6 separate regions of the Mus musculus genome follow, and regions 2, 3, 4, 5 and 6 are each linked to region 1. A link is a loop called in an ENCODE intact Hi-C map of the cell type or tissue named here. Cell type or tissue: heart. All regions are shown on one strand. Region 1 has its middle 65 kb from the start of Gm39920. Region 2 has its middle 43 kb from the start of Slc24a5. Region 3 has its middle 47 kb from the start of Sema6d. Region 4 overlaps Gm34484 (a long non-coding RNA gene). Region 5 overlaps Gm39920 (a long non-coding RNA gene). Region 6 has its middle 98 kb from the start of Sema6d.

The links. Peaks named below come from ENCODE experiments on the same cell type or tissue, not always from the same donor. Only the 100,000 strongest peaks of a DNase experiment are listed, where the experiment ranks them.
Region 2: it touches region 1 in a loop (1.9-fold over the local background); 2 of 42 quality-filtered maps call a loop at or near these places.
Region 3: a loop joins it to region 1, with 4 times the contacts of the local background. A loop is called at or near these places in 6 of 42 quality-filtered maps.
Region 4: a loop joins it to region 1, with 1.9 times the contacts of the local background. A loop is called at or near these places in 3 of 42 quality-filtered maps.
Region 5: a loop joins it to region 1, with 7 times the contacts of the local background. A loop is called at or near these places in 2 of 42 quality-filtered maps.
Region 6: it touches region 1 in a loop (12-fold over the local background); 3 of 42 quality-filtered maps call a loop at or near these places.

Annotation. Positions count from the first base shown.
Region 1 is chr2:124,856,696-124,861,695 of GRCm38, reverse strand. No RefSeq gene overlaps it. Among named protein-coding and RNA genes, the nearest start is that of Gm39920, 65 kb to the right of the region's middle. In heart, a CTCF peak has its summit at 2,842; a DNase peak (open chromatin) is centred at 3,065; H3K27ac peaks cover 555 bases.
Region 2 is chr2:125,022,568-125,027,567 of GRCm38, reverse strand. No RefSeq gene overlaps it. Among named protein-coding and RNA genes, the nearest start is that of Slc24a5, 43 kb to the left of the region's middle. In heart, a CTCF peak has its summit at 2,981; a DNase peak (open chromatin) is centred at 2,917; H3K4me3 peaks cover 407 bases.
Region 3 is chr2:124,603,597-124,608,596 of GRCm38, reverse strand. It overlaps a transcript of Sema6d not described here. Among named protein-coding and RNA genes, the nearest start is that of Sema6d, 47 kb to the left of the region's middle. In heart, a CTCF peak has its summit at 3,080 (motif pointing left); no DNase peak of the experiment used is centred here; H3K27ac peaks cover 471 bases.
Region 4 is chr2:124,702,850-124,707,849 of GRCm38, reverse strand. Gm34484 (a long non-coding RNA gene) reads left to right here. Exons shown (of 5, transcript XR_003953897.1): 5 at 1,072-2,000. Among named protein-coding and RNA genes, the nearest start is that of Gm34484, 16 kb to the left of the region's middle. In heart, no CTCF peak of the experiment used is centred here; a DNase peak (open chromatin) is centred at 2,679; H3K27ac peaks cover 1,475 bases.
Region 5 is chr2:124,738,778-124,743,777 of GRCm38, reverse strand. All of the region lies in intron 2 of Gm39920 (a long non-coding RNA gene), which reads left to right. Among named protein-coding and RNA genes, the nearest start is that of Gm34484, 20 kb to the right of the region's middle. In heart, no CTCF peak of the experiment used is centred here; a DNase peak (open chromatin) is centred at 2,767; H3K27ac peaks cover 1,997 bases.
Region 6 is chr2:124,553,309-124,558,308 of GRCm38, reverse strand. It overlaps a transcript of Sema6d not described here. Among named protein-coding and RNA genes, the nearest start is that of Sema6d, 98 kb to the left of the region's middle. In heart, no CTCF peak of the experiment used is centred here; DNase peaks (open chromatin) are centred at 3,018 and 3,358; H3K27ac peaks cover 976 bases.

The sequences.
Region 1 (5,000 bases):
GCAGATCTGCCTTTCTGTGCCTCCTCAGACCTGGGCTTATAGCTGCACACCCTCACCCTGGCTTTACAGCAGTGCTGGGCATGCAAACCCAGATCCGTATTCTTGCAGAGCAGGTACTACACCTGCTGAGCCATCTCCCCAGGCTCACCTGTCTTTTCATAAACTGTTTATAAGAAAGATCCTTTTTCAAGACGGTAAAGGTGGTATTATAAAGATAAGGGGAAAAATTGCAAAGCAAACATGGTTCAATAGTGTCTGTCCCAGGGAAATCCAAGAGGTGAAGAGCTGGTACAGATTTAAAGCACACATATTAATTAAAAAAGTAACACATGCTGATTGCTGAAAGTGATGACGTCTCACACACACACACACACACACATGAGACAGACAGAATCACTTACATCTGCATTATGCCCCCCCCCAAATAGAAATACCACTTTTATTTTAGATTTTGCTAGGTTTTCCTTCTAAAAATTATTTTCCTAAGGATACATTCTTTTGCCTAGATGAAATAGCATTTCTTGATGGCATGTGCAACTTATTAATCCATTTAAAAGCACATATTACTAAACATTCCTATATCTTTGTTCGGCCATATAAAATTCTTCAATCAGATAATGACTTCATTTATTCCAGGATGGCAGTCTCTTGAACATCTAATTTATTTCCTGTGTTGGAAGATAAACTCCTTAGTGCACAAATCTTTATCCAAAATTCAAATTATTTTCCTTAGGCTAGATTCCTGAAAGTATATAAACTGAGCCGAAGAATTGTGACACTTTTCAGATTCTTGATGTATTTTGACAAATTACTTTTGCAAAAGACGGTACCAATTTGCACTCCCACCCGCAGAGGATTGAGTAAGACCATTTTCAAAGTCTTTGCTAATTGGATAAGTTAGAAATAGCATTCAATTTTGGCTTTACTTTGTATTATTTTCTTTCCACTAAACTTAAAAGACTTCTCATCTTATCAGCTAGTTGGAAAACAAGATCTTTTAAAAAGAAAATCATGTGCAAATTGAGAATCTTGTTAGGGCGTCCACTATTTTGCAAAGGTTGATGCTAGCTGCAACGTAAGATGGAAGTTGTCTGAACAAAAATGCAAACTATTAAGTGAAGCCCCTCCCAATGGGCCACATTAGCATATGTGCTCATGGTATCACAGCGTATTTGGAAGAGAGCTGAGATGATGTGCCCAGGCATCCTACTAGAATCGGGCCTGGAGGAGGCATAAGAAAGCATTTCCATAGGAAGACATGAGGAACTAGGAAAAGTGAGTCTGGAGGTACAAAGAGGTGATGTAAGTGTTGGGTACCACACTTACTTTAGTCCTACATGGTTACACTGGAGTCAGGCTGTATGGGTCCTAACTCAGCAGCTCGGTATTCACATGCTCACCCATCTTTCAGGCCATTAAGAAGATAGAAAAGCTGACTCCTCACTGTCCAGGCAAGTAAATGGAAGGCTAGCTAGAAAGGATGTGGGAAGGAAGAGAGAGCTTTCATCCTGGAGGTTGGTGAAAGCCTCTCACTGGCTGAGAATCAACAATTCCAGTACAGTTAACAAAATCTACTATGAAGGTTGCTGATCTAGAGACAATAGTCATTTTTAAATTAAAAAAATATTATTTTTAAAAATTATACTTATGGATTTTTGCTTGCAAATTTAAGTGGCACGTTCTTGCAGACGTCAGAAGAGAGTGTCCCATACCCTGGAACTGGTGTTTCAGACTGTTGTGAGGTTGATGGGAACTGAACCTGGGACTTTTGGAAAAGCAACCAGTGCTCAATAGTCCCTTTCTACTGCTTTCCTCCCAAATAACATTGATTCAAATAAGAATGTTAAACTACCGATGTTCCATATTTAAGGCATAACTCACATGCCCTTGCTACTTTCCAAGCTACAAACTCGCACTTTTCTATCAATCTCAAAAGAGCCTCTCCCTCTAAAGAAAAAACAAACAAGAAATCAAAAAATAAAACCCACCAAAGTACACATTTCTTTGTCTCCTGTGCAACCCTTGGTGACCCATGTGGCCTTTTCATACTGCCATCCTGTCCATGGTACCTTCAGAGCCACCCTATGATGTCATTTACCAACAAGAGGAAAAGGTGTGTGTGTGTGTGTGTGTGTGTGTGTGTGTGTGTGTGTGTGTGAGTGTGGGGTGTGTGTAAGGTATCCTAAGAAACCGTGTGAAGAATATAAACAGAAATCCTATGTGAAGCTACTGTGGATGCATCTGAGAAGTGCAAACCCACACCTTCGGAGCATACTGCCCTTCCCCAGAGCCTCTCTCTTAACTCTGTGCTTAGATTTGCATAAAGATCATCACCCCTCCTACTCTGCTTCTTCCAAGCTTACCCCAAGTTTCTTTTTCTGTGGAGAATTCAAGAATTCCAGCTTCACTTGAGTGGAGGTCTCTGAGAAGTGCTCTAGCTGCTGCAGGGCACACTGTGAAGCTGGGTATCCAGCCTCTACCCACTGCCACAGACACAAACAACCTACCCACGGGTAGCCCTTTGTCAAAGCAGGTGGCGTCTCCTATGAGTGCACACACACCCTTGAGAGCACTTGTGCAGATAAATAGCAGGCATCCTGGGCATCAGGTGGAGCATCCGTCTTTCCCCAGGAATTCTGTGATCACCCTTCACATCTGTGGGTACTAAACACAGCAGCTCAGTCTCTTTCTTAGACGCCCTAAGGTATAAGTCACATCTTAGGCTCTATTTTCCTGGTTACAAGTATCCAGAGATTGCTATGGAGGAGGCTACAGTTATGCCAGAAAGCTTGACCAAAGCAGTGGCTTCTTTGCAATGCCCCAAGGCTTGAAACGAGGGTGCCCTCCAATGGTTATATCAGTTTCCCCTTGGCATAGGTCCATGTGTCTCTGACTAACATGCTTACAGCACTGACTAAGCTGGGAATGCGCACTGAAACATTCTTATTTTACATAATCAAAAGGGCAGAGGTACTTCCTTCTCCTTTTATGCCCCACCCTTCCCTTTCCTGTCCTTCCTTCCTGGGATATCCCTATCCCTTCCTTTTCTGAACAATTCAGAAAACCTTGGGAGAGGGCAGCCTGCCAGAGGAGGCGGGAGGTGAGGGATGTGTGAGTCAGCCACAGGATGTGGGGTGCCTCCTGGGATGTTGAGCAGACAAGGAAACATTTTAAGATAATGGGAGTCAGGCTTCTCATTGTCAGGGAAGGGAAGTACAAATGTGAAAAGAGAGAAAATTAGGTAGGTAGATACATAGCTGGGTAGATAGAGGATAGATCTCATTAGACAGATCCCCCAGGGTGACTGGTGTTAGTCATGCATTCTGGTCCCAACAATCAGATCTCTTGGAAGAGACACAGGTGGGCACATGCCTTTGGGACTTGAGATTTTGGAAAGACTCCGACACTTGGAGGCAGGACTAACAGAGATATGACCTTGCGTCTATTTCTGCTTCCCTGTGCCTTCAATCAACCTCTGCCCCATGTAGACCGTGGCTCACACAGGCTCCCCACTCTAGGGTTTGATTTCTTTCTTTGTGACAAGGACTGAGCTATAGGTCATACAGCCTCAAGACAAAGAACAGACTGCACCCCAAAGTCACCAAGGATGGGGCACTTCAGCTCCAAGAGTTGTCCCTACCACAGGCCACATGGGGGATCTGCCTCTCTGACCTCAGTGTTTCTATACATTCCAGTTATCTATCTGTCTATCTATCTGTCTATCTATCTGTCTGTCTATCTATCTATCTATCTATCTATCTATCTATCTATCTATCTATCTATCTACTGTCTGTCTGTCTGTCTGTCTGTCTGTCTATCTATCTACTATCTGTCTGTCTGTCTGTCTGTCTGTCTATCTATCTATCTATCTACTATCTGTCTGTCTGTCTGTCTATCTATCTGTCTGTCTGTCTGTCTTCTTTCTATCTATCTATCTACTATCTATCTATCTATCTATCTATCCGTCTGTTTATCTATCTATCTATCTGTCTGTCTGTCTATCTATCTACTATCTATCTGTCTGTCTGTCTGTCTGTCTGTCTGTCTGTCTGTCTATCTGTCTATCTGTCTATCTGTCTATCTGTCTGTCTGTCTGTCTGTCTATCTATCTATCTATCTACTATCTATCTATCTGTCTATCTGTCTATCTGTCTATCTGTCTATCTGTCTATCTGTCTGTCTGTCTGTCTGTCTGTCTGTCTGTATCTATCTATCTATCTATCTATCTATCTATCTATCTATCTATCTACTATCTATCTATCTATCTATCTATCTATCTACTATCTATCTATCTATCTATCTACTATCTATCTATCTATCTATCTATCTACTATCTATCTATCTACTATCTATCTATCTATCTATCTACCTACCTACCTACCTACCTATCTACCTATCTATCATCTATCTATCTACTATCTATCTATCTATCTATCTATCTATCTATCTATCTACCTACCTATCTACCTATCATCTATCTATCTACTATCTATCTATCTATCTATCTATCTATCTACCTATCTATCATCTATCTATCATTTATCTATTGATATAATATATCCTATACATAGACAGTCTGGGAGCAATAATAGCCCAATAGCAAGAAGGATATTCATCCCTTGATAACTATATGTTGCTATTATTCAAAATAAACCAGTGAGAAATCCCAGAGATGAGGCAAAATAAAACACAGATAATTCTGAAGCAATCACTTGTATTAGAAAGTAAAGATATATCCAATAAACAAGGTATATGATTGGGAACAAGCCAAAAAGACACAAATTAATCTGAGGGGCTCCCACTGACTGATTCTTGGACAATATATCAAAACAGTTATAATAACAAACTAGGAGCCACAGACTAAAACAGATGACCACGCTGAGATCAATACACAAATGAATAAGTTAATGGAAAATTTATCAAATTTCAAAATATCTCCCTAAAAATACTTATGTAAAGCAAATAAAGACAACTATGGCAGAGAAGGTGGTAGTCACCAG
Region 2 (5,000 bases), 170 kb before region 1:
TGAGGGCATTGCTAGGTCCTCCTGAGCTGCCCATCCTAGCTGCAAGTCAACCTGCTCTCACCTTATATTTATTTATTTGTCAGAGGACAACTTCTTTGCAGGAATCCATTTTCTTCCTCTGTCTTGTGCATCCATTGTCCTCAGACTTGATGACCAGTGCCTTTATCAGGTGATCCATCTCACTGGCCTCTGCTCTCACATTTGACATCATTCTTTTGCCACAGAAATTTGGGGTAACCTCTTTAACAATGGTGACAATCTCAAAGCTCTCCCTTTGATACAATACAGCCTACATTAGACAGAAATTAGCTTACATTTTCTACCCCAGAAAAAAGTATCTTCTTTGTTCTTAAAATAAGCACATATTTTAAAATGGAAAACCTCAGACCTGGCTAACATATGTGTACATGTTTGTGATATGCATGTAAAAGATAAAAGAAAAAAAATTATTTGAGTAGAATTCTCAGGCAAAGAATGTACATGTGCCAAAAGTTGGCATGTGTTATCAAAATGATCTTTGGAAAGACTCATAATTTATTCAATGAAATTGACTGAGACACCAGTATGTGCTGGGTCTCTGTGGAGTCTGGTGTGCTACTGAAGAAAGAGTCACAGTGTTGTTGAGAGGAGTTGTAGAGAGGAGTTGACTCAATTGAAAGTTCACGGATGGCTTTCTAAAGGAAGAGGAATTAAAGGGAAGGCCGTAGTAATGAGGGAGAGAGAAGCGCTGTGTCGGGGCCTTACATAAACACAGCTGCACAGGAAGTGAAGAGAGCTCGCTTGGAAATGCGCGTGGGGGTGGGGGCTGAGAAGGTTGGGAGGATGGACAGAGACCCAGCCACAGGTCGGCTTAGAGGTAATGACAGGGATCCCACTCTATTCTTCTTCACAGGAAGAAGGGGTGTAAGCAGGATCTGAAGATCACCTTCATATCTCGAAAGGATAATTCTGGCCGAGTAGCGAGAACTGAGTAACAGAAGCAAGATGGAAGACAGGCTGATAAGCTAGGAGGTTGGTCAGAATCCAAGCAGCAAGTGAGATAGCTTAAGCTAATCAGAGTTACAGACGGCGTGGTCAAGGCACGAGCACAGAGAGCACATAAGCTTGTGATTTTTCTTAATAAAAGCATATATACTATATTTCTTTATGCTTTTTCCCAACTCAGAGTCTGTGTATAGGTCTATGACATATAGTATACATAATGGAATATATATTATATATATAATTTATAGTATTATATGTAATATTCCCTCTTTTGGTAATGATTGCGGTTGAGCACTTTTTCTGTACTTCACTGACTATTTTCATTTTTACTTATTTCTTCTGAATTACCTGCTTACCCTTCGGCCATTTTCTTACTGAGGTGTGTATTCTCTTTCTTTCCAGCATGTAGTCCAGGTCTGCATGCTTCATTTTCATTATCATGTGCTTGCTGTCTCCGCTGATTGATGAGAACGTCTCAAGTTTTATTTATTATTTGATTAAATATGCAAATAAATTCTTATCATGTTGATAATAGAGAGAGCTTAATAAGAACCCAAGTGCAACATCAAGGCAAAGTTAAACCAACTTAATATACCTAACGGATAACTGACAGCCAACGGTGTGTATGATATATGTTGTCTAATTCAGTGTGTGTGTATGTGTATGTGTGTATGTACCATAGCCAAATAAGACAGTGTTTATCTTCATTATTTCTGGTTTGGTATGATACTTAAAACCTTTCCCTCATCTGAAAGTTATAGTAAGTTATCCTGCATTACTTTTACAACCATATTATTTTCAGGTTATATCAAAGAACATTCGAACCAGACTTCTCGATCCTCTGTACCCCCAGCTTTACCAGATGGACAATAAAAAATAGCACTGAGATACTGCTTAGGATATAAAACCAGCAATGTGAAATTGGCCCTGCGTCAGCTTCTGCTACTCTCAATGGCTTTGACTTTGCAGCTAATATGGATACAGATCAAGGTCTTCCCTAGGTTAACAGACGATTTCTCCATAGATGGACCAAGGGGATACCAGATCATAAGTCTTCTGCAGGCAGAAAGCACGTCTATTTAGTTTTTTTGGTACCTATGTGGCTGGGCCTCATGAAGAGCTTCAGCACAGCACGATTCATGCATTGCTCCCATGCGAACAGCACAAATTCTCACCCCAGTGGGGAGGCCTGGCGTTCCTTGGTGGTATGAGGCAGTTAGGGAGAGTAAGCTTTCTCCCAGCAGCCAGATAGTGTGGCAAGCACAATGACATGGTAGAGAAGTATTTCTATTGCTTTCCTTTCCTCCAAACTCTCTGCAAAGGGAATCAAAAGCCCAAACAACAATGCCCAACCCCTCCCTGAGAAATACCAATAACGGGGATGGTATTTTTCTTCAAATCTCCCTTAAGGGTTTGCATTTATCTTGGCTGCATCCTTGATTTTTTTTTTCAGAGATTTATTTATTATATGTAAGTACACCGTAGCCGTCTTCAGACACACCAGAAGAGGGTGTCAGATCTTATTATAGATGGTTGTAAGCTACCATGTGGTTGCTGGGAATTGAACTCAGGACCTCTGGAAGAGCAGTCGGTGCTCTTAACCACTGAGCCATGTCTCCAGCTCTGCATCCTTGCTGTTTTATCATGGATTTCTGCATATAACACAGTCAGTCGGTGCTAGTGGCCTCCATGGACCGGGTGGAAAGCCCCAGCTGATACCTCCCCATGCACTACTTAGATGGAACTACAATTTCCCTTTCCAATTCCCGTTTAGCCTTTCTGTGCTGGTGGCTTTCAGCTGGACACAAACCTTCAGCTTCTTTGTGGATGTTTATCTCCTCTCTGAGCAAAAGGACACAGGGGACTGGGATGCTTGTACAACACTGGACAAAGTCCATTTGAAGAGTTTTGGTTGCAAGGAGCAGGGTGGGTTGACCCTCAGTTTCCTAATCTGAGAACAGCAGAGAAAAGAGCTGCAGATGTTTGGGTAGAGCAAGCGGTCCAGATGTCCACTAGGTGCTCCCACAGTTTGTCATAAGAGGACGTAATTTTCCAGCTGTCGAGCTGCTTCAGGCTTCTGGTCTCTCTTGGGCTGTTGACAGGAAGATTCCTCGAGCATCCTGGACAACAAAAAGGCAGACTTTGTCCTGATTTTCTTGCCACAGTAAAGTTCTCAGAATGTAGGTTCTTCGCTGTTTTGAAAGTCTGGTTGATGGCTCCCTGGTATCTCTTCAAATGCTTCAGTCTGTGAGTTACAGCTTCGCTGACCTCTCTGCAGGGTGGGACAACGGCAGACAACATCTGTGGTCCACAGTAAAGAGGCAGCAGATCAAAGCTGCAGCTGGGTAATGGCTCCGTGGTGTTGGTGTGGCTATCTTGAGGGTGATAATAAAAGGGAGAGAGAAAGTGAAATGAGGAAAAAAATATCCCAAATTCCCAAACAAAGGCAGATGTTTTTTCTTAGCGTGAAAGTTATCAGTTCAGAAATTTGACAGAATAATAGCAAAATGAATACTTCACTGGATTAGAACAAATCAAAAGACATTTTATTGAGAAATTGACCCCTCAAAGAAATAAACCCCAAATCCTCTCTATTCTGAAGGTTCTTGCTTTCTCCCCCCCCTCCCCTCCCATCCCTTTCCTCTCCCCTCCCCTCTTTTCTCTTTCCTTTCTTCCATTTAAAAATGGCTCTTCAATATAAACCTATAACTTTCCCACAGGCTCAGGGTGGGCTGGCCCACAGATGTGGTGGATGGAACCCCATCTTGGGACTTTTAGAAACTCTACCCATTGGCTTACCTGGCTGCAGCAGAGCCCTAGGTGAGTGAGTCTAGTGAGTTGACCATGTAAGGGGGGAATGATTCCCTGTGACTGCAGGGCAGTGCAGAGGGCCCTGAGACTTGTGAGCACAGGTTTCTCTTCTCGCTGGGCTCTTCACTCAGGTATGTCTGTGGGAAAATAACTTTGTTATTTACTGTCTTCCTCATTCAGACTTCGAAGTCATACTTGGCATTGCTGGGTATAGTTATGTTGGTTAAATGGCCACTCTGAGACATGGAGGACTTTAAATATAGCCCGTGCTGTCTTTGCTAAGACTTTGCTTGTCCAAAGGGGTGACTTTTTGAATTAGGCATTCTTTTAAAATGGGACAGAAGTGAGATGTTGGAAGCTGAAAGCTAAAGGATGCCACTAAGGTTACAGTAGATCAAGGCTGGCTTAAGTCAAAAGAAGGCTGCTAAGTCTTCCGCTAGTTCTGCTAGAGTCGATATGGAACAGTTTAGAAGGTGCTCGCTCAGCGGTGGGGAGAGGGAGCCAGGCAGGAGTCTACAGAGCACAGGGAGCACTCCTCCTCTCAATGTCAAGGCCACTTGGTGTTTGGATAGCCTTGGTTCCAATATAAAGGTGCAAAGCAATCAGATGGAGAGCTGCATCCCTGACCCATCCCCATCCCACCGCCCCTTAGATGCAGGCTGAAGACAGATGCTGAGTGTTGGCTGAAGTACACAGAGGATAGGACTATGGGGATGTGGGAGCCGGCAGGCTTCGAGAAGGTGGAGATAAGAGTCAAAAAGAGACCAAAATAGACTCAAAGTCTCTGTTTTTAGGTAATGAGTAGCTGCAATGTATTTACTTTTATGTTGTCTGGAGTTTGCCCTGTACAGTGTCTATTCTCCATAATAAAGTGATTTCTTGTGCTTGCCTATGTCGGAGGCATAGTCTTTTCATTTGTGTGAAGACTCTCAGCGTGGAAAAATGCATCATGGGACTGACGAGGGGAAGTGAACGCTACGGTGGTGTTCAAAGTGAGTAAAAATAAATGAGTAACATAGGAGAGGAAGGGAGCCTTTCTATTGGGAATTCCCTAGTTCAGTTTCCTGAGCCAGGATTATGAACTACATAGCAAGAGTAGGAGGTAGCATGTGCTTTTGGAAAAGGCACCAGGGGATGAGTCTAAGAAGAACTGATTAGATTATAGACTGGGAAGAGCTCCTAGCTCAGTGGCTCTCAACCTTCCT
Region 3 (5,000 bases), 250 kb after region 1:
GATTCCTGAATCCACCCCCCACAAACACCCCCAGTCAACATCTCACGTTGTAGCTCAGGCTAGCCTGGAGCTTATTTAGCCCAGGCTGGCTTCAAACTTGAGGCAGTCCTTCTGCTGAAGCAGAAGAGACTCTGGAGCATTGAGATTACTAAGAGTGAGTTACAACATTCAGTATAAATTGGGTTCCTGCACATGTGGGCAGCCTTAGAGGAAAAGATACCCAGAGATTACAGTTTTACCCAGACCGAGTCTTTAAATCCGGGAATAAAAGGAATGATGGTCTGGTGGGTTGCTGGAGAATATGCTGATGGGTCCTTTGAAACCATGAATTACATGTTTTCACTTTAAATATCAGCCTGGACCTCAGAGTCATCCTTCTGTTTGCTCTGTCGGAGGCCGAGAGGCCAGAGCATGACATGGGTAGAAAGGTCAAAGATTACTCTTGAGGATTTACCATGTCTGTGTTGTGTGTGAGAGGGGGAAGGGTGGGAGTTGGGGGGTGTTGAGAGGAAAATGACACTCTTCATTTAGTCTTTAGTAGAAAAGCATCCAAGGAAAGCACTCAGGCGGCTGTCACTGCAGTGGTTCTGATTCCCATCATTTCTGTCCACTTCATACCATTCAGCTCTTTAATCCTGTTAACTTCTGCCAATTCCCGTTCTCCCACCCACTCTGCACTCTAGGCACTAACATTGGCTCACACTCTGCCCCTCACTGGAGCACACTCTCCTGATGTTCCTGCTTTCTCTGGTATCCTATAAAGTGGTTCAGCTTCATTTCTGATTTCTTGATTGAACAACAAGTTGTCTAGGTGTCAGAGTACCCTCAGCCCACAAACCCTCTGTATGGGCCGGAATGACTGTCTTCTCTGTTATGAAATGTTATTTAATTTATCTTGCTTAGGATGTCTCCCAACTGGACACTTGTTAATGGGCCAGGGTTCTCCTCTTCCTTTCCTGGACAGGCCTGGTGCCCAGCACTGGGGGGCACACTCAGTAAATACTTGTGGAACAGGTGTGGCGCCAGAGCCTGCAACATTCTCATACTCTCTTCTGGGCCAGATAAGAAAGGCGTGTTACTGCTATATTCGATAGCCCTCCATAGTAATGCATGCTAGGCACCGACTTTGTGCCCCAAGGTCTTAAAGTCCCACTGAGGATGTTTGTTCAGTCGGGTGAGGCAGGAATTGGATAGACACACTTTTCACCCCCCTCCCCCAAAGGCTGACTCTACCTGGCTAACAAATACACTTTGGTATTCTCTGTGTGGTTTTCCCATCAATGATAAGTAATAACTCATTTCCAATTGAATTGTAAGTATAAAAGGGAATCTAAAATCTACAGAAAATCTCTGCGTGTGATTCTCAGTAAAATGTATCAATTATCAAATAGTGCAGTTTCTTAACCATTAAACGACTAGCTATTAAACCGTTAAACCTATGAAACAAATACCATGCTTAACATCTGCCAAGCTGTTCTAAGCATTTCAAAAATATTAGTGTGCATCAATTCTATGAGGGAAATACTATTATTAACACCATGTTAAAGGTGAGGAAACCTACAAAATAACAACAACAACAACAACAAAGAAGCAGAAGAAAGAAATGTAGGTGATTTAGTTAATGTCGCACATGTAATTAGGTTTTGTGTGCTCCATCTTATTTAGTGGGGTCTGAATAGCAACCGCTAAGAATGAAGTGTTTGGAGTTTATACAGTTTGCATTCAAATCCAGCCACTTCCCAGTAGATTTGCGATTTGGATAATTTATTTAACCACAGTGGGCTTCAGTCTCCTTATTTGCAAAACAAGCATGCTAATAAAACTTTAAATGGCTTCTGTGGCTGACTGGAAGGTATAATACAGGTGACATGTTTAACCTCTTGCCAGGAGTACAGCAGGCATGGAATAAACACTAGACAATACTTTTCTAGATATCACAAAGGCAATGCAATCCTGGGATGCTACAGAACTGGATCAGAAACTCAATTCAGACTCACAGGAAATGTGAGGCTCAGGACTCAATGGGTGTGTTATAGATTTTTGTTCAGTTCTATCTCTACTCCTGTCTGCATGGGTTATGTCTTTTAATTCAGATATTCATACTATTATTCAATTGATGGGAACAATGTTTTGCATGAATTTTCACAAATAACATAGTGTAGGATGTAGATTTTCATGGTTTAAAATATATCAGAATTCCAAAGAGAGAGGCAGTTTCTCTGATGACTTCAGTTTGGAATGCACGCACCCTATTCCTTACACTCACACATTATAGAAAGTGTTTTTGTGGCAAGGGACTGCTTTCAAAACTAATCTAAGCTCTCCATGCCATAATAAATCATTAATAATACAGACCCACGTCTCTGCATCTGCATAGACACAGCTGGCCTCCTTGTGTCAAGAGTTTGCATATGAAAGTGACTCTGCCAAGATATTTCATTTTAATGAAAAATATTTATCATGGTAAATCTTAAGCCTCAAGACTTTACTGACATAATTCATTTCTATTGCTGTTTTATGCTAGTGTGGCAATAGCCATGCCCATATTTGGAATGATAAAAATTTACTTTTTTAAAAAAAATACTTATTTTGATTACTATTCTACCTTAGCATGAATAATTTCTGCCACTTGCTCTGTGTAAAGAAAATGCACCGTGCATTTTTGGAAACAAACCAATCACTTTACTTTTACTAATGCTTTCACAGGAGCCACTGCATGGACACTGGAGGCTTTCAAATACTATTTTTCCCCACAGCTTTTAATATTGCTAGGTCTTTTTGAAGACAGACAAAAGATGAGCATTAAGCATCCTTTTATCTGTACATTATATACATCCTATCATCCACACAACTGTCTGAGTCACTTGTAAGCTATAAGGAATAAGATTTATTTAAACCCATGCAAATCTATAGTAAAATAAACCCCACTGTTTAAGCTGCAAATGTCTGTGTTACTGGTTAGGGTGATAGGATAGTGTTTCTCTGATCATTTCAACATCACCAAATTCTCTCTCTATAGAAGTGTCCAGCCATTAGAGGCACAAAATGTGACTTGTTGCCAGAAGCCACTAGAGCCACCTACTGGCTAAAAACACAACACAAAACAAATAAACAAAACAGAATGGGATTCTGGGTAATTTATATCTTTCCAAATACATGTTTTGCTTTTTCTGTTTGTTTTTCAGTCAGGGTGCGAAATAGACAGTTTCCTAACATCAGATGTATGGAGTTATTACAAATTACACAGCTAAAATATGAGGGAGGGAAGGCATTCCGAATGGGGGACAGGAAGAAATTGATACTCTGCTATAAAAATCAATAGTAAGCCTTATTAGTGTTCAGCTGTAATAATAGGCTTGTCCAAAAATCCCAAAGCCCAGTTAAATGCTGATGCAGCAGCAAGAACGATCAACTCACTTGCTAACAGGCATTTAAACCTGTGCCTTGGGTATCTGCTGCTGAGTTAGAGGTGATGACACAAAGGAGCGACCAATCTGCACTACCTTCACTAAACAGTTACAGGGCCAGCTTGCCCGCTCCCACTAATCTGTTACAGGGCTTTCAGGAATGGTTCTTAAGAGCCTCAAAAGACACACAGCTTGTCTAAACCTTGGTACCATAAACCAATCTCCCCAGTTTCCTTGACCCCAAGATACCTATGGTCTTTGAACCTACAGCTGGTAGGTTCAACAACAAAACCACTTCAGACCTGAATATTTTTTTTTATTTTTTTATCACAAACTTTCTTGTCAGGTTGATCGCAACTACCAAACTCCATTTAAACAATATGGATCCATTTCATTATTGTGTTGGCAGCTGTTGCAACTTATGTTTTTGAGAGAAACATAAAAGGGGGTCCTTAAAGAAAACCCCATGGACATTTTGCTTTTCTGTTACAAAGCTAAAACAAACAAACAAACAAACAAACCAAAAACCCTGGCTGAGAGCTTTCCCAGACATGTCCAGAGGGATGGCCAGGAAGTTCTTATCCATTTCACTGCTGACCTGTTACACCAACAATTCACTTTTCCAGTCTTATCACATACGAGTGGGTCTCCAGAGAGTGTGTGCACATTTGTGCAGTTTCCTCTGCATTCCTGTTTTTAAAAAACCCTTATGAGTTCTTTTACTATATTAAAGTCTTTGGAATTGTGTTCATAAACTACTCCAATATGCTCTGCATTTCTGGGTCATAATTACAAAATAAACAGATTCATTTCTCATCACAAGTTTTAATTAAGAATTCCAGTTACACAATTATTTTCTAATGAATAATACCTACTTAGTACCAAACCAAGGCACACTATTAAACATGTTGACTCAAAAAGTATATTTTCTTTTTTTTTTATTGGGTATTTATTTCATTTACATTTCCAATGCTATCCCAAAAGTATATTTTCTAAAGACAGTTCCCGTGGATCTGTTTCTCATTTGTAAGCCATCAACCTTGGAAACTGTCATATTAAAACAAAAGGAGAAGTCTTATTTTCTACATCAATTAGGTGGAGATTAGAGAGGTAAGGGTAGATTATGATTTCTGGAAATATATTTATTTGGCAAGAAGTGCTAATCAGCCATGATTTCAGCTCCTTGTAACTATCGAGCTGGTTGAATCCTGTTTTTTAGTTTTGGTTAGACTATTGGTTTAGGCTACTCTCTAATCAAGAATTAGCTGGGCCTTTACTTGTGTAAGATGACCACAGGGTACCTTGTTTTAAAGCATGGCCCCAGACTGGGCTCCTGGTCCTTAAAAGATAGCTGCTTTCCAATCTAGTGCGGAAACAATCAGCTTGGTTTTGATTTATGTGCCAGCATTTATGCTAAAGAGTAAAACAATAGGAATAAGAAAGTCATCTATTTTTTCATCCACAGGTAAAAGACCAGCCTGTGGAAGAAAGATGTATCTTTAGAAACTGCAGGTGAGCTAAATTAACCCATTCATATGAAACCACCAGGGACACAAACATGCCCAGAGTCCGCAGTCCTCTGGGTAGAGTGAC
Region 4 (5,000 bases), 150 kb after region 1:
ACATCACCATTGGGCTATAAAATCTTTAGAGCGATTACTTTAAATTATTGAGTGGCTTTCCCCCATGAACTGAAGAAAATTATGACATGGGATGTGACAAATGTTAGCCTTATTTCTGTGTTCACTTATTGCTAAGTTAATTACTCTGTTTAGTAACGAGAATGTGCAAACCAGCTTGTGTAGGTTGGGAGTGCCAGATCCATGGATCCATACTTGAACCATGCTTGGAGCATGCCTGACAGGAACTGCTGTAGGAGGACTGCTGTGGTGCCTCCACGACAGAGAGCACCTCTTACTGAGTCCAGAGCAACAGAGCCTTGTGAAAAGGAGAAGACAGGGTTGAGTGGATAAATCTCTGGCTCCCAGAATGAGAACCATTTCCTTCGTGGGTTCTTCTTTCAGTGGAGTGGGCTTCAGCCCAGACCAGAACTAAAATATTCTCTTTTCCTCATGCTTATGCTCCTCATATCTAAGATTTTGAGGATATCTAAAGTACTGGTCTTTCTGTCTTAGATGAAAGTTCCTTTCCTGGGCTTCAGACATCTCTGCTCACCTACCAGTCAGATATTAAAAGTAACAGCTTTATTGAGGCAAAACAAGCACATGATGAGCTTCACACATTTGAAGAGTAAAATTTCTTACGTCTGACAGCTGCTTCAAGCTGAAAAGCTGTCACGAGAATTGAGGAATGTACTTCTCAGAACAGGGTCCCCTCTGCTGTCCTTCTCTTCCCTCATAGTCCCAGGAGAACCGATCTCCTTTTGCTGTAGGACATTTTTTCATGTGCTGCACGTAGCATCATTGGTAAGACGCATTCCAGTCAGGATTCAGAGGCTCACTTCCTTTTATTCTCGAACAGCATGCTGTCGGAGTTATATTACAGCTGCCTTGTGCAGTCAGTCACTGATGTTCTTTATAGTTTGTGGCTACTATGAACAAAACTACTATGAAGTTGCTTCATTTCTTACCCATAAATACCCAGATGTAGAATGTCTAACGTAGAAGAGAAAGAAAAGGAAAGAATGTAAAATTGTTTCTAAAGGTTTGTACCTTGGCTTTGTGATCTTTCAGATAAGGCCAAGTACAGAAGACATGTGCCTACAAGCGCCACTGCATCTTTGCCGAATACTAAGACTACCCACATTGCCTTCAGCCTAATTACATTTATAGAATTGTGACAATTACCCTGAGCAGCTCAGACTCCTGCTCTCTGCTCTCCTCTTCCGTATCCTGCCTCAGTGCCATTCTTCAAGACCCTACTTGAGTCTCTGACATCTGTCCACACTTCTTTCCACCCAAAGAAACATAGGCATCCTACAGACTTGGCCACTCCCTCCATAGTACTGGGTCCATGTGCTATATATAATTCATGCACCTGAAAGGTACCTTGTCCTACCTAGGAAAGGAAAACAGAATGAAAGGAAAGCAGAAACACCCATGATATCACCGTGTACATTGGGATTCACAACAAGCTTGAATGTTTCCCTTCCTTGAGGAACAGCGAGTTAAGCCCCAGTCCAAGTTGAAACAGAAAACAAACTTCACTTTCAAATAGCTCTCTTTCCTTCGGTGAGTCTCCCTTCACGACAGGACCAATCACAGTGAAATACAGCATTCATATTTCTGAGCAATAAGCCAAAAGAGGGCACTAGCAAGAGATGCCTACAAATTTCCATTCCTTTCAAGTTTCATGCTTACAATTTAAAAACTTCGAGCCCAGGGGAGAAAGGAACTCTAAGGTTTCTCAGCCTTTTAGGGAAAGAAGCAGGCCTGTTTTGGAGATGCCCCTGGGACTGCTACAAAAGCCTCCTAACTGGAGGACTCTGTGCTCCCACTAAACCCTGGGGCTGAACCAGCCCCTGGAGGAGCAGAAGAAAGGAGATCGTCTTACAGGGCAATTCCAGTGTGCTCCGTTTCCTTTGCTAAGTTGTGCATCTGCAGAAGGTACTATTTTAACTGTTTCTGGACTTCAGCAAATAAAATCATAGCTACGAAACACACTCATCACAGACCTTAGCCAATGAGCAAGGACAAAATTGTGAAGGGAGAGTTATTGCACATTGTTGTTGTTGTTCTTAATCTCTCTCTCTCTCTCTCTCTCTCTCTCTCTGTGTGTGTGTGTGTGTGTGTGTGAGTGTGTGTGTGTATTTAAGAGTGCAGGGCACAGCATATATGCAAAGTCAGAAAGACAGTTCTCTCCCTCTATCTACTGTATGGCTTCCAAAGACACAGTCAAAGTTGTCAGACTTGGTGGCAAGAGCTTTTACCTGCTGAGCCATCTCCTTGGCCCACAGAGAGATTTTTACACCCAATTTCAGTGGCTTATATTAGTTGAGTACCCCACTCCATACTTCACAAGTAATTGGTCTCATATCTCTATTAGATTTCAGTCTTGTGCTCTGCATTTTTTAGAAAGACGTTGAAAAGTCACCTGACATTTCTAAGGAGAGAGGGCTCCGATTTTAGGAGGTGGGCCTCTAAAGTCTGCATGAACTGAAAACCAGCTGTTCAATCAGGAAAGCTGTCTGACTCTGGCAGCTACAAGATCTATCCTGTGACTACTCTTTTTAAGACAGAGAAGAAAGGGGGCTGGGCCAGGAAGGTTGGGATGAAAAGCAGGGTTTCCTGAGGAAACTCAGCTTGGGCCTCTGCAGTCACTGATGTTGCTTTTCCTCTTCGAATGCTAACGCTGAGTCTGCAACCCACTGGCTCTCCTTACCCCATTACATCAGCAGGCATTGTCTTCCCCTGAGCAAGCTCTAAAGTGTTGTATCAGACATGCTTGGGGCAACAGTGGTGGGAGATGAAGGAGGAAATGATTTCACTTTCAGCCTCAGAAGGGGGATTCCCAAGACATGGTGGGTAGACAGCCCGTAAGATATCAGAGATCTGATCTTAGATGCGTGCACACTTACACCCTTCCCCACAGTTAGGGTACCCAGATGTGACAGGTTGGGGATGGTGATATGCTTTTTGGCAAGCTCGCTGTGAATATGGGTTGGCTAGTGAGTGTGAAACCCTCAGTGTGGACGTGATCTTTGCCATGTTTATGCCTGGCCTTCAGAAGGACTGGTTATGCTACCATATAAGAAGCCTAATAACTATTTCCCAGGTAAAAGTGCAGGGTAGGGAAGAGGACCCTGCTGAGACCAGTCTTCAAGCCATCTCTGCTACTCTGCTTTAAAATGTTGTCTCCAGGTCATGCTGCTGTTTTAAAGCTTGTGGAGCCCCGTTAGCATGTGACTTACCTGGCAGGACTTCCGCCCTTAGGGGCACTTCCACTCTGTTTCCTCTGTTGGCTCAAGCTCTGCTTCCTGATCCACTAAGATGTGAGCAAGCCAAATTGCACTCCTGGCCATCATAGACAGGAGTCTCTCCCACTGTCCTGAACACCACCATGCCTTCCTATCATGAAACTGAGAGCCCAGATAAACCCTTCCTCCCGCTAGCTACTTCTGCTAAATATTTTGTCGTGGGGAAATGAATGAGTCTGCCAGGGTGCAGTCATTTGTTATCTTCAGCCCAGCCACCATCTAAATTACCACCAAGAGATCCCATTCCACTCCATAGTCAACTACTGACCCACAGAAAGGAAATCAATTCTTGGCCTGTAGGTAATGGTTGTTTCTCAGCTTGTCAAGTTTTTGGGTGTTTCTTGGAGAGAAGAGAGAAGCCACCCCTTGGAGCCGTGGGTAAGGACAACTTCTATAGGACTGTCTATATCTTATATGGCTTTTCAAGACCTCAGTCCTGTTCTTTTTTTTTTTTTTTTGTACATAAACTTTATTTAAAACTTTATTAAAAACTTGCAAATAAATAAAACTAAAGCTAGGTAATGATAAGTAATAAGGTAGAAATAAAGCTCGTTGTTTTTCTAGCTCCAATTCTGTCATAGGCTTTCTTGGTTTTGGTGGTGGGTAAGTTCACTACATATATTAAATACTGAAAGCATACAAATTTAATATAACATTTCAGAGCTTCTGTTCTGAATGTTGATTCTAAATATATTGAAGTTCATTCACTAAGATGTATAGACTTGAAGTCTGATTAATTTTGGTGAGTGATTTTTTTTTTTATTAGTCAGTCCTGTTCCTTATCCACACACTTCAGTGGGCATCTATGACTTATATGCAGACATGTAGTACCCTGGGCATGTGCCTCCCACCGGAGCATTTGAACTTGTAGAGGAGCATGGTAGTTTGAATATGCTTGGTACAGGGAATGGCGCTATTAGGAAGTGTGGCCTTGCTGTAGTAAATGTGGCCTTGTAGGGAGGAAGTGTGTCACTATGGGGGTGGACTTTGAGACTCTCCTCCTAGCCATGTAGGAGCCAGTCTGCTCCTAGTGGCCATCAGCTCCTCCATCCCCACATCTGCCTGGACACTGCCACCTTCCTGCCTTGATGAGAATGGACTGAACTGTTGAACCTGTAAGCCAGCCCCAGTTAAATGCTATACTTTTTAAGAGCGGCCTTGGTCACAGTATCTTTTCACAGCAATGGACACCCTAAGACATGGAGCTTTAAGCATGTCTTTAGTGCTCATGATTATTTTCATGGGACGGGGGTCAACTCAAAGTAAGAGAGCCCTTCCTTCCACCCACCAGGAACACACTGTTGTACAGCAACCTTTTCAAGTTGTGACTGTGGTGATTTTAAAGTTAAAATGTGATTGGGTGGTGAGGAGTCCACTGGAGACAAGAAGCAAAGTATTGGGAGATTGCTCCTCTCCGGAGGAAGGGAGGCTCAAGGTCAGCAAGAATTCCGGTGCCAGGGGCACTTTCATCCTTCCGTGTCCTCTCTCTTAATCATTCTGCTTCTCCTCCCCATGCTCATGTTCTCAACACCACGCTGCCTGCCTTTTAAGACACCGATTCACGGCTCCCAATTATTAGTCTGCCTCGGAGCCATTTTCCCCTGCGTTTTCTCTTTCTTTTGCCCAGCTAAAATTAGCACTGCTAGCCGGGACCTGTAGTTAACCCAGCACACAGCTCCAGCTCTG
Region 5 (5,000 bases), 120 kb after region 1:
GAGGGAGGGAGGGAGGGAGAGAGAGAGAGAGAGAGAGAGAGAGAGAGAGAGAGAGAGAGAGAGAGAAAGGAAGAAAGGAAGGAAGGAAGGAAGGAAGGAAGGAAAAGAGAAGAAAGAGAGAGAAAAAGAAAGAAGGAAGAAGGAAAGAAGTTTGAAGTAGATCAAATAGGTCTTTGGAAGGGAGTAAATGCATGCATATAGACAAGGGAATCAGGCCACAGCAGGCTTTCATTAGATGGACTTCATAGGTCTGGTTAGTCACTGGCTCGTTTAATCTATTGTGGCTACACAGTAAAGTAGATGGCTTCTAAACAGCAGACACTCATTTCTGATAGATGGATTATGGAGCCAGTTTCAAGGCAGATTCTGTGGTGGGGAATAGCTCAGTTCCTAGTTCGCAGGCTGCCATCTTCTTACCCAGTGGTCACATGGTAGGACAATGGGGCTCTGTGGACACCAATATTGTTCATGAGGGCTTATTCTTCATCACTTAACACGCTCTAAAGGCCTCTTGTTATTATTCCACTGAGCTGGCATGATTTCTGTGTGGGTTTAGGTTGAGCATAAATAGTTAGGTGAGGACCCATGCAGTTAGCGCAGCACAGAGTCCTGGTGTTTGTCATTCTGGGCTTTGGTCTGTGGACAGCATTATAAAAAGAAACACTTCAGTGCTTAGAAACCTGAAACTAGTAGTATGGTGTGTGTGTGTGTGTGTGTGTGTGTGTGTGTGTGTGTCTGTCTGTCTGTCTGTCTGTCTGTCTGTCTGCCTGTCTATGGAAAGTAAAAGAAATTATACTGGTTTGTTGTGGTCAAGTTGGAACAAACTACAGTCATTTTGGAAAAGGAAACTAATTGAGAAGATATCCTCATTAGATTTCCTATAAGAAGGTCTAGGGGATATTGCTTTTATTAGTGATGATGTGGGAGATCCAGGTCACTGTGGTGAGCTGTCACCCCTGGGTGGTATAAGCATACTCGGTGCAAGTCAGTATAGAGCATTACTCTTTGATCTCTACAGGAGTTCCTGCCCAGGTTCCTGCTTGAGTTCCAGCCCTCCTTGAACTTCAGCATCCTTTAGTGATGGGCTGTGATTCTGACAAATAAGGCGAATAAACCCTTTCCTCCCCACGTTGTTTTTGGTCATGGACTGTTCTATCACAATAGAAAGCAAACCAGACAAGTAACTCTGTAGGGCTTAAGCTGAGTTTGAGGTAACTTCAGATAGAATTTTTGGAATAGTGCTCTCTTGAACTTGGAAGATGACAGATCTCTGTGTGGAAAACATCCCTTCTGTGATTGGCTTCAGTTGAGGAGTTCTAGACCTATCTAGCCCTAAAACTCTCTGAGTAGATTACTAAACAAGACCCAAACAAACAAACAACCACTAAGTCCTTAAAAGAGACATGATCCTGTCATTCCCTCCTCCCTCTCCCCTCCATGCACAATTCAGCAAATACATTCTTTTTCCTAGGCCACTGGTTGTCAGCCTGTGGGTCTCCACCCCTTTTGGGGGTCAGAACAATCTTTTCACGTGACTATCAGGTATCCTGCATATCAGACTTTTACATTTTAATTCATAGCTGTAGCAAAATTACAGTTTTGATGTTGCAATGAAAATAATTTTATGGTTGGGGTCCCCACAACATAAGGAATTATAGGGTCACAGCATCAGGAAGGTTAAGAACAACTGGTCTAGACTTAAATGGTGCACCCATTCCAGGACCCTGCGCCATCTCTGTTTATGTAGACACTGACTGGAAGACCGAAAAGGGAGTCTAGGTGTCCAGGCTCAGTGTCCAAATTGCAAATGGGAAGTCTTATAATTCAAATGGAGGTTCCCTTATGTCACTCCCCAGAGCTCTTATCAAGCCCCATAATAGTGAAATGAAAAAAGTCACTGAGTCAGGAAATAATCCAGGGCAGTAAAGTGGATTTCATTAGGGACCTAAGGCATCAGATGCTAATAAAGTAATGAGCAGCAGGGAGATTAGTATTATTTTCTCTGTGGCCATTTGGAGAGAATGGTGTGTGACAGAGGACTGCATGTCAGGAACTCTGAGCATTTTTCTTACTCTCTGCAGCTTGTTTATATAAGAAGCTCTGTTTGCGCGATAGCCAGTGGAAATGATTATATTGCTGGGAAGTGGATATCATCACAAGAACTTTCTGAATAGGAGCATCTCACTTTAACTTGGCTTTAAAATTCTCAGCAACATTGTACCCTACAAGAACTGCCCTCTTCCAAAGAATAACAGAGAGCCTTTACTTTCTGAGACATGGCGTTGCTTGACTGTTTTCAATCCTGAGCATATTCTACCTTCCCTGGTGTCTCAGACATATGCCTTTTCCCATTTTAATCTCCACTTGTTTCAAGCTAATATTGAATATCCTCCAGAAAGAGGAAAGACCCTGGGGGCTGTTATTTTGACAAGCTATTCCGGATAGGAGCCCCTCTCTTTCCCTGACATTCATTTCTTGTTTCTTTTGGGTAATTAAACACAGAAAAGGTCACTTAGCATTCTGGCAATAACAGGACGTGGGGAGGGGAGCAACGGCAAACAATACGAGGAAGGCAGCACTATTTTTATTTTTCTTCCCGTTTCTCTGGTTATTTCTTGATTATTCGTATGCTATCTGCTTCCTCTAAGACTCTCAAGGCAGTGTAATTTGAAAGCACCCCGGAAACACCTGCCTGTTACTAAGTTTAATTTCTTGGCAAAGCACCATTGCCACACCAACATGAAAATTCGATTTGAGTGCTTCTAAGTTTCAGTGGAATGGAAACTTCGTCTCGCCTACAGCAGCTGTACTCGCTCGTATCTGTTCTCTATTCCAACATTCACTCTGGCTAGCCCCAGGGAGGCGTTTCCCATAATGCCTTGCTGGGATTCCCAGCTAAAACGGTGGTCTATCTGATGCTGCTCCTTTCCATTTCAGTGAGAAACATCTATTTCCTCCACGTGGTCTCCTCTTCCCTTAAGTGACTCGGGTTTGGTGTTAGGATACTGTCAGGTTTGTGGGAGAAAGAAAGACAAGAGCAGCCCCTTCAGCCTCAGCTCAGGGTTGGCACATCAGCCCTTCAACTCCATCCTTGTAGTTTCAAAGTTTAGGGAACTGGTTTATAACCCTTGTCACAATTCCCTGGGAGGGAAAGAGAGGAGAGAGTGAGGGAGCTGTGTGCTATCCGTCTGCTCCAAAGCTTTGGGTCACGTGGCTTGAAGAAGGTTTCAACTCTGGTTTATTTCTGTTGGTTTTGAAAGCTATTTCAAAAAGGGTTTATTGACAAATTTATTTTATCTCAATTTTTGACTCCCTCACAGTCAAGAGCTGCTTCTCACTTACTGTTTGGGCCTCCGGTTGCTCAAGCACACTTGCCATATTGTAAAATAGAAGCATCCTAACCCCAAGGCAGAGACATAAAAATAGTATTTTAGGTCAGGCCAGACCTCACGAGATGATCTCTCCAGTTACCTAGGTTGGCAGGACCCTCCACAGGAGTACATGCAACAAACCCCTAGGGCTTGTTGCAGTTCCTTACCCTTCAGCCTTCATATTCTAACTTCTTATCAGAGAACAGACATCTTCCCCTTTCTCCTTTGCTTTCCCTGCCTGCCTTCCCTCACTGAACGGCAACTTCACACTTCCCTGGTAACAAAGGTGACTCTGTCTGTCCTAGTCCTAGAATCCAGAGGCACACAAGGAGATGGCTTCCACCTTAGAGTGGTCTTCTGATCCAGGAGTTTCCAGAAGAATTCTGGCACAGTAGGGGGCATGGTGGCTGCTTGATGTGCTTTCTTGCTTTGCCTTCATCAACCCCCCTAAGGCCTTCAGACATGTTGAATCCCTCTGCCTATCATGCCTGCTCCATCTGTCTGGTGGAGCTATGTTTTGGGACAGCAAAGGCCATCCAGTGAAGGGCAGATTGCTCTGGGGAGGAGAGATATGAAGCCAGCTCTTCATAGAGTTGCTGGTATTGAGAGCTCTCCACTCTGCAGAGTGGAGTTCAGTTCATACTTCAGGTTTGTAATGAATCTCGCTCCCACCATGACCTTTCCTGGCGATATTTGAAGCTTTGGTTTGCAGAACTCTGTATGGAAGCCTTTTTATAATCAGGATACATCTCCGTGGTTCTCTTGATTTGGTTTAATTCTTCAGTCACAAAGCTGAGAAAAAAGAGGCTGTCTTTAGTTCCCTGGAAATTTTTTTTTTTTCAGAAAGTCACACATAGTCCAATTCCGGTCCTCTCTCTGTAGCTTTCATATAATATCTAGCTCTGTCAGCAGTGCAGTGCTTTGCACACTCACCTGGAGCATTGTGACTTTGGGATGATCTAATAGGTCATTCCTCCTGGGCATTCCTTCTTCTCTTTGACGATTTCTCCATCCACAGAGATAACTTGACTGGGGTCCTGCCAAGCCGACGACTGTTCAAGGTGTCTGCTCTCCGTAACTTTCAGGTATCCTTCTTCACAGAATCCCAGTCACCCTTGAAACTTACCTTCTTGTCAGAAAAGAAAAGGCATTTTGTCTCCATTACTTTCCAAAGGGTAATCTCTTACTCTAATGCCAGTTTTATTTTGATTTTTTTCCTTTTTAATCAGGATTAGTTTGAGATTCTTGAGTCAGGTCTTTCTTAAGACTGTCTAGAAATGGTTATTAGATCTGAAAATTTATAAATACAATGTGTTTATATTTTTAGATTATAGAAACCAAAACTCTACACTACTTTGAACAAAATGCAGAATGTATTGATTCATATAAGCCAGGTATAAGTTAGATACAAGAATTTGACATATATCATATATTACATATAATTCATATATAATTTATACACAAATATAACATGTATATGTGAATAAATATATATGTTACACATGTATATTTATATGTGTGTGTGTGTGTGTGTGTGTGTGTGCTGTAAGTGTATTGTGTGTATTGTGTGCGTGTGTGTGTGTGTGTGTGTGTAGTAAAGTTGGAAGCTATTTCACTGTTTTCAGTCAC
Region 6 (5,000 bases), 300 kb after region 1:
GGAATTCACTTATGTGCGAAGGGACAGGTGGGATCATCCTGGGGACGGATACGGGTGCCAGGAGTCCTGACTAGAAGTCATGGAAGATGGCAGCGGATGACTACTGATTGCCAAGGGATACTTGGCAGCTGACAGGAGAAGCATGGAGGATTGTTTGTCACTTAGCCATGCACTATGTCAATGAACAGCTCACCAGCATGTGTCCTATGCTAGCACTGTGTCAGGAACTCAGGACCCAGAGAAAAACAAATGCAGTCTTGCCCCAGGAGCTTATGGCTGGATATGAAGATAGAAACTTGTGAGCAGCTCCCTGTAAGTGCTACAGAGAGGAAGACAAAGGCGTAGGTGTGAGAAATGTTAGAGGTGTTGAAGATGAGATGAACATTTCACTGCCTGGAAGCAAAGAGTGCCAAGAAGGTTTCCAAAAAGTGGTTCCTCCAAAGTGTCTGAGCTGAACTGCTCAGATAAGCTTCCTGCCAGACCAGGGTAGGGGCTCAATAGTAACACCAAAGTAATAACCATGAGGGAATCTCTGGGAGATATTTTTAACACCAGCTTTTCTATGTTGGATTGTTTAAAAATTATGGAGAACAATAGAAGAAGTATAAGGTGAGAATCCAACAGTCATTTCTTTCTGCCAGCAGTGCCAGGGCTGAGCATGGTGTGTGGCTCTGGAGAAGGGATCAAGACAGCATTCATGGTGGCACAAAGAGCAGTTGATGTCAGACCTGCAAGAACAGCATCCATAGTAGGGAGATCCTCCGATGTAGTGGTGATGTCTACAGACAAAGCTGAACTGGGCCGGAAGAGGACCCATTTAGAAGGCCAAGGATCTCTGACTTTAAAGTGTGAGAAGTAACACTTCTCAACTGGCAGAGCATCACTAGAGGGTTAAAGTGACCCTTCAGCCTCCTGGGCTGTAAGTAGAGCACAGAAAGAACGGGATGACATGTGGCTTTTATCTCATTGATTTTGTAATTTCTGTGGTGTATGAAGCCAGAGCAGGCAGCAAGGAGCAGTCTACAGCCCATCTATTACCCAGCTCTTTACACTCCAGGCTTTGCAGTTTTGTGTACATTATAAACTGCCGGGTGGAAATTAGCTGGCAAGTCCAGGTTGGAACAGGCCAGACATTTTGTGTGGCTTAACATTTTTCACTGTTATATCTACGCGCTGTTCATAGTACAACAAAGTGCAAACTGACCCAAGTTATCTGAAAGCTCTTAACACGATGTAGAACTTTAGACTGTGGTTGTAACAGTTCACTCCAGCCACAAGGCACATGAGGAGAGATATATAAAGTCAGTGGGGTTCAGTCCTGAGATAAGAGATGCCCCATGGCTGGATTACAGGAGGAATCATTTTTCAAGGCAGTTTTAAAGACAATTTTACTGTGTTGAGAAAAATCTTACAGAATAGACATATTTATTATTATTATTATTATTATTATTATTATTATTATTTTAAGGGAAGGATCACTGCAGAGAATGAGCTTCTTGGAAGAGAAGTGGCTGATTTTGGAGCCAATCTAGGTGTAGCCTAGCACTTTGGAAATTCCCTTAAGGTAGAGGTTATTAACATCTAAAACATTCCCAGGAAGCCTCCTGGATGCTACAGGCTGCATGTCTTCATCCCTCAAATTGACTTGTTGAATCGTAATACTCACAGGGTAGAATATGGAGATGGGGCCTTTAGAAGACATTGAGTTATGGTAGGGACACCCCTCACTGAAAGGGATTAGTGATCCTATCAAAGGTCCCCAGAGAAGCCCCTCAGACCTTCTGAGAAATACCAAGAGCATGGCCATCTGTGAACTAAGAGCTGCTCCTTCACTAGTCCCCAACAACCCAGCTCTGAATTCTGGAATTCCATGTTCCAGATCTGTGACATTGTTGTTGAGACATTAACATTGTTGATAAGCCCTCCAGTGTATGGAGCGTTGTTACTGTCACCCAAGTGGGCTGAGGCCTCTTTGTGCAATGCTATAGGGATATGAACATATAGCCCAACACAGGCTTCACCACCATGTAATTGAACACCGTTTGCAAAATTGTTCCATGTGATCATTTACTGTTTCAGAAATTCAAGTCCTTGTTTCAGTTGTCCATGCCTTACAACTGACCAGCCTACAGTTTGGTGGCATTTTCATATGCTCACATATTCTGTGGCTCTGGCATTTGAATAGGGCTTGACACCAGTAGTTTTTGTGTTCCATAATTCCAAGTGCTTCAACTGGAGAGACACGAAGCCTGGGCGTGACAGGAATCCTCTGGCTGCCTCTTTATCCCCTTGTCAGATATAGGAGTTAAGAGGATTCCAAGGCTCAACTTAGATCAGGCTTCTGACTGGATCTCCTGGGAACAACTCACACATGTGGCTTAGGCTAGCTCCCAGGATGGCTGTCCCTCAGGGTGATTGAGCTTGTCTCTGTTGTAGTCTGTTTAGGATGGCATAAAACCATAGAAGAGATATGAGAATGGTGACAAACTTGGAGAGCAATTTTCTTTCAAACACTGAAAGTGTATTAATATGTAGACGCTTCACTTGCTGCTTGTGTGATGAGCACAAAGTCTGGATGGAAAAAAGTATGGAGGATCACTTCTTGGACTTTTGGCTAAGACCAAGTGTGAAGAAATATGGAAGAAAAAGAAGAGGTTTGGGAAATTCTCATACCAGTCATGGAAGGAGTAGCCGAGTTTAATTCAGCACCATTCTCTGCACACTGAGTGGCGCATGCGTATATTGCCATTGCATATCCCTGCACTTCCTACACAGTTCCCATTCTGAAGAGATGCCATCAAGCCTAGAGGACTTGCTCCATTCAGAAGCATTTTGTACGCTGCATCCCTCCCGATTCTTTTAAACAGAAATGAAGGACAAGCCAACTGAGCACAAGGTTATCCCTTCAATGCCACAGGGATGCTCTCAGTCAGGCTGTTCCTAAATATAATACCCCAATGGATTACTTCCCAGAGGCTTTCATAGGATGCTGGCCTCATCATGGCACACAGACTTGTCTGGGCCCAACTTCCTGAAGCAGGAAGGCCGTTCTATTTTTTGTTTCCTCTCACAGCAGCAAGGAAGCAAACACTGCTGGAGCAGGAAGTCTGAACAGGAATTTGTTGACAAAAGCAATTTTTGTAGATTTAAGGAAAAGGTGTCTTGTAAATTTCCTCTAACAGCTGGCTGACCATTTCAAGAGACACATACAGGATGTGTGACCTCTAATGCTGTGGGAACATTCAGGATGGGTAAGCACTCATACCCTAAAGCACCTTTTAGGATAGCAATATTTGTGGCCTAAGAATTGAGACAAGGGGTGGGGTCTACAGATAGAAAGAAATCTGGCACTCTGGGTTGGTTCTGGACACACTGTATTATTGAGTCACTGTGCACTCTGGCTTGGCTCTGGATATACTGGGCTGTATTGTTGAGCCAGTGTTCAGCTTTTCTAGGTTAATGTGTGCAAGTCTCTTTTTTTAAAGGAACATGAGCCCAGAGAGATGGAGATAGTGGTTAAGAGAGCTTGTTGCTCTTACAGAGAAATAAAACCACCTTTAGCTTACAACCACCTATTACTCCAGCTCCAGGCGATCCAATGCCATCCTCTGTCTGACACGAGGATAAGGCAGGTAGATGGTGCACGTGCATGCAGACACAAACCACTTGTGCACATAAAATAAAAATATGTCCTTAAGGGAAAAGAGACAAAAGGAATTTCCCAGCCCAAGTCTGCTCATGGGCAGCTTTTCCTGTTCTTCTGTCTGACTGCAGTTTTGGCTTCCTAAGGAGTTCAAAGGAACAACAGAAAAGAAAACAGACGCACAACTGAAGAGAGGAAAGGGAAGAAACAAAGCGGCCAGCTGAGCAGAAAGTGTGGGAACACAGCAACTCTGAGGCCCTAAGAGCCCAGGATAGCTCTAAAGCTGCGGGAACAGACAATCGATTTCCCCCTTCCTCCTCAGAGCAGCAATCTCCACTTACAGAGACACATGAAATAATAAGCCTCCCCCAGTCAACAGGAGCATGCATCAGGTACGTCTGACAAAGGAAGACATTGTTAGGATGTGGAGAGTGTTTCTGAAAGATGAGACAGAAGGGCTCCCAGGTAACACCAGCTGATAGCTGCCTACTCTCCTTACCACTGTCAAAGCTGGGAAATAAAGAAAACCCTTTATGACAATTGCAGCCAGAGTTGTGTAGCATCCATGCTCTCTGAGGTCACTCATGAAGCCTACACAACCTTTCAGATGGATGCCCAACTAAGGGAAATATATAAGAAACATCACAAAGAATTGATGGATGGGTTCAACTCAGAAGATGCTGTAGAGAGCGAGCCTGGGTGCTCAGTAGCAGGTTGCTTGGTTCAGGCCTGGGGAGCAGACAATCATTCCAGACCAGTGGGGCTCAAGTGAGGAGGATGGAAGAATTTCACAGGGTGCATAGTAGGGAGGCAGAAGGCAGGACCAAGGAGGCATGGCAACCATTCTCAAATGCACATACCCACTCACAGATACAAGCACATATACATATTTAAAACTAACTTTGAAAGTCTTTAGGAAAGAAAATCGTCCTATGAAAAAGCATTGCTATCTTGAATGTTTCCTGACATATAGTTGGAGCCTGCAAAACATTCTATAAACACATGCATTACCCCTCTAGAGCTCAGTAGTTATTTAGGTAAAGAATCTTCTCAAATAAATCTGTATAATAGATTTTCCCTCTAGGCATATGTATGAGTTTCTAGGGGATAGAACCCAGGGCCTTGAACATGCTCTACCACCAAGCCACACATCTAGCCCAGAGGACTAGGTATAGCTCAGGTCAGTTTTGAACTTGTGATCCTTCTGACTCTTCCTTGAGAGTAGCAACAAGTCAGGCTGTCTCTGCAGGTTTGAACACATCATTGTCACCTTACTACTTTGAAGCAAGTGACATAGTTTTATATGCATGTGTATAAATATGGAAGGTGAATAGGAATCACCATAAGGACTTGATGC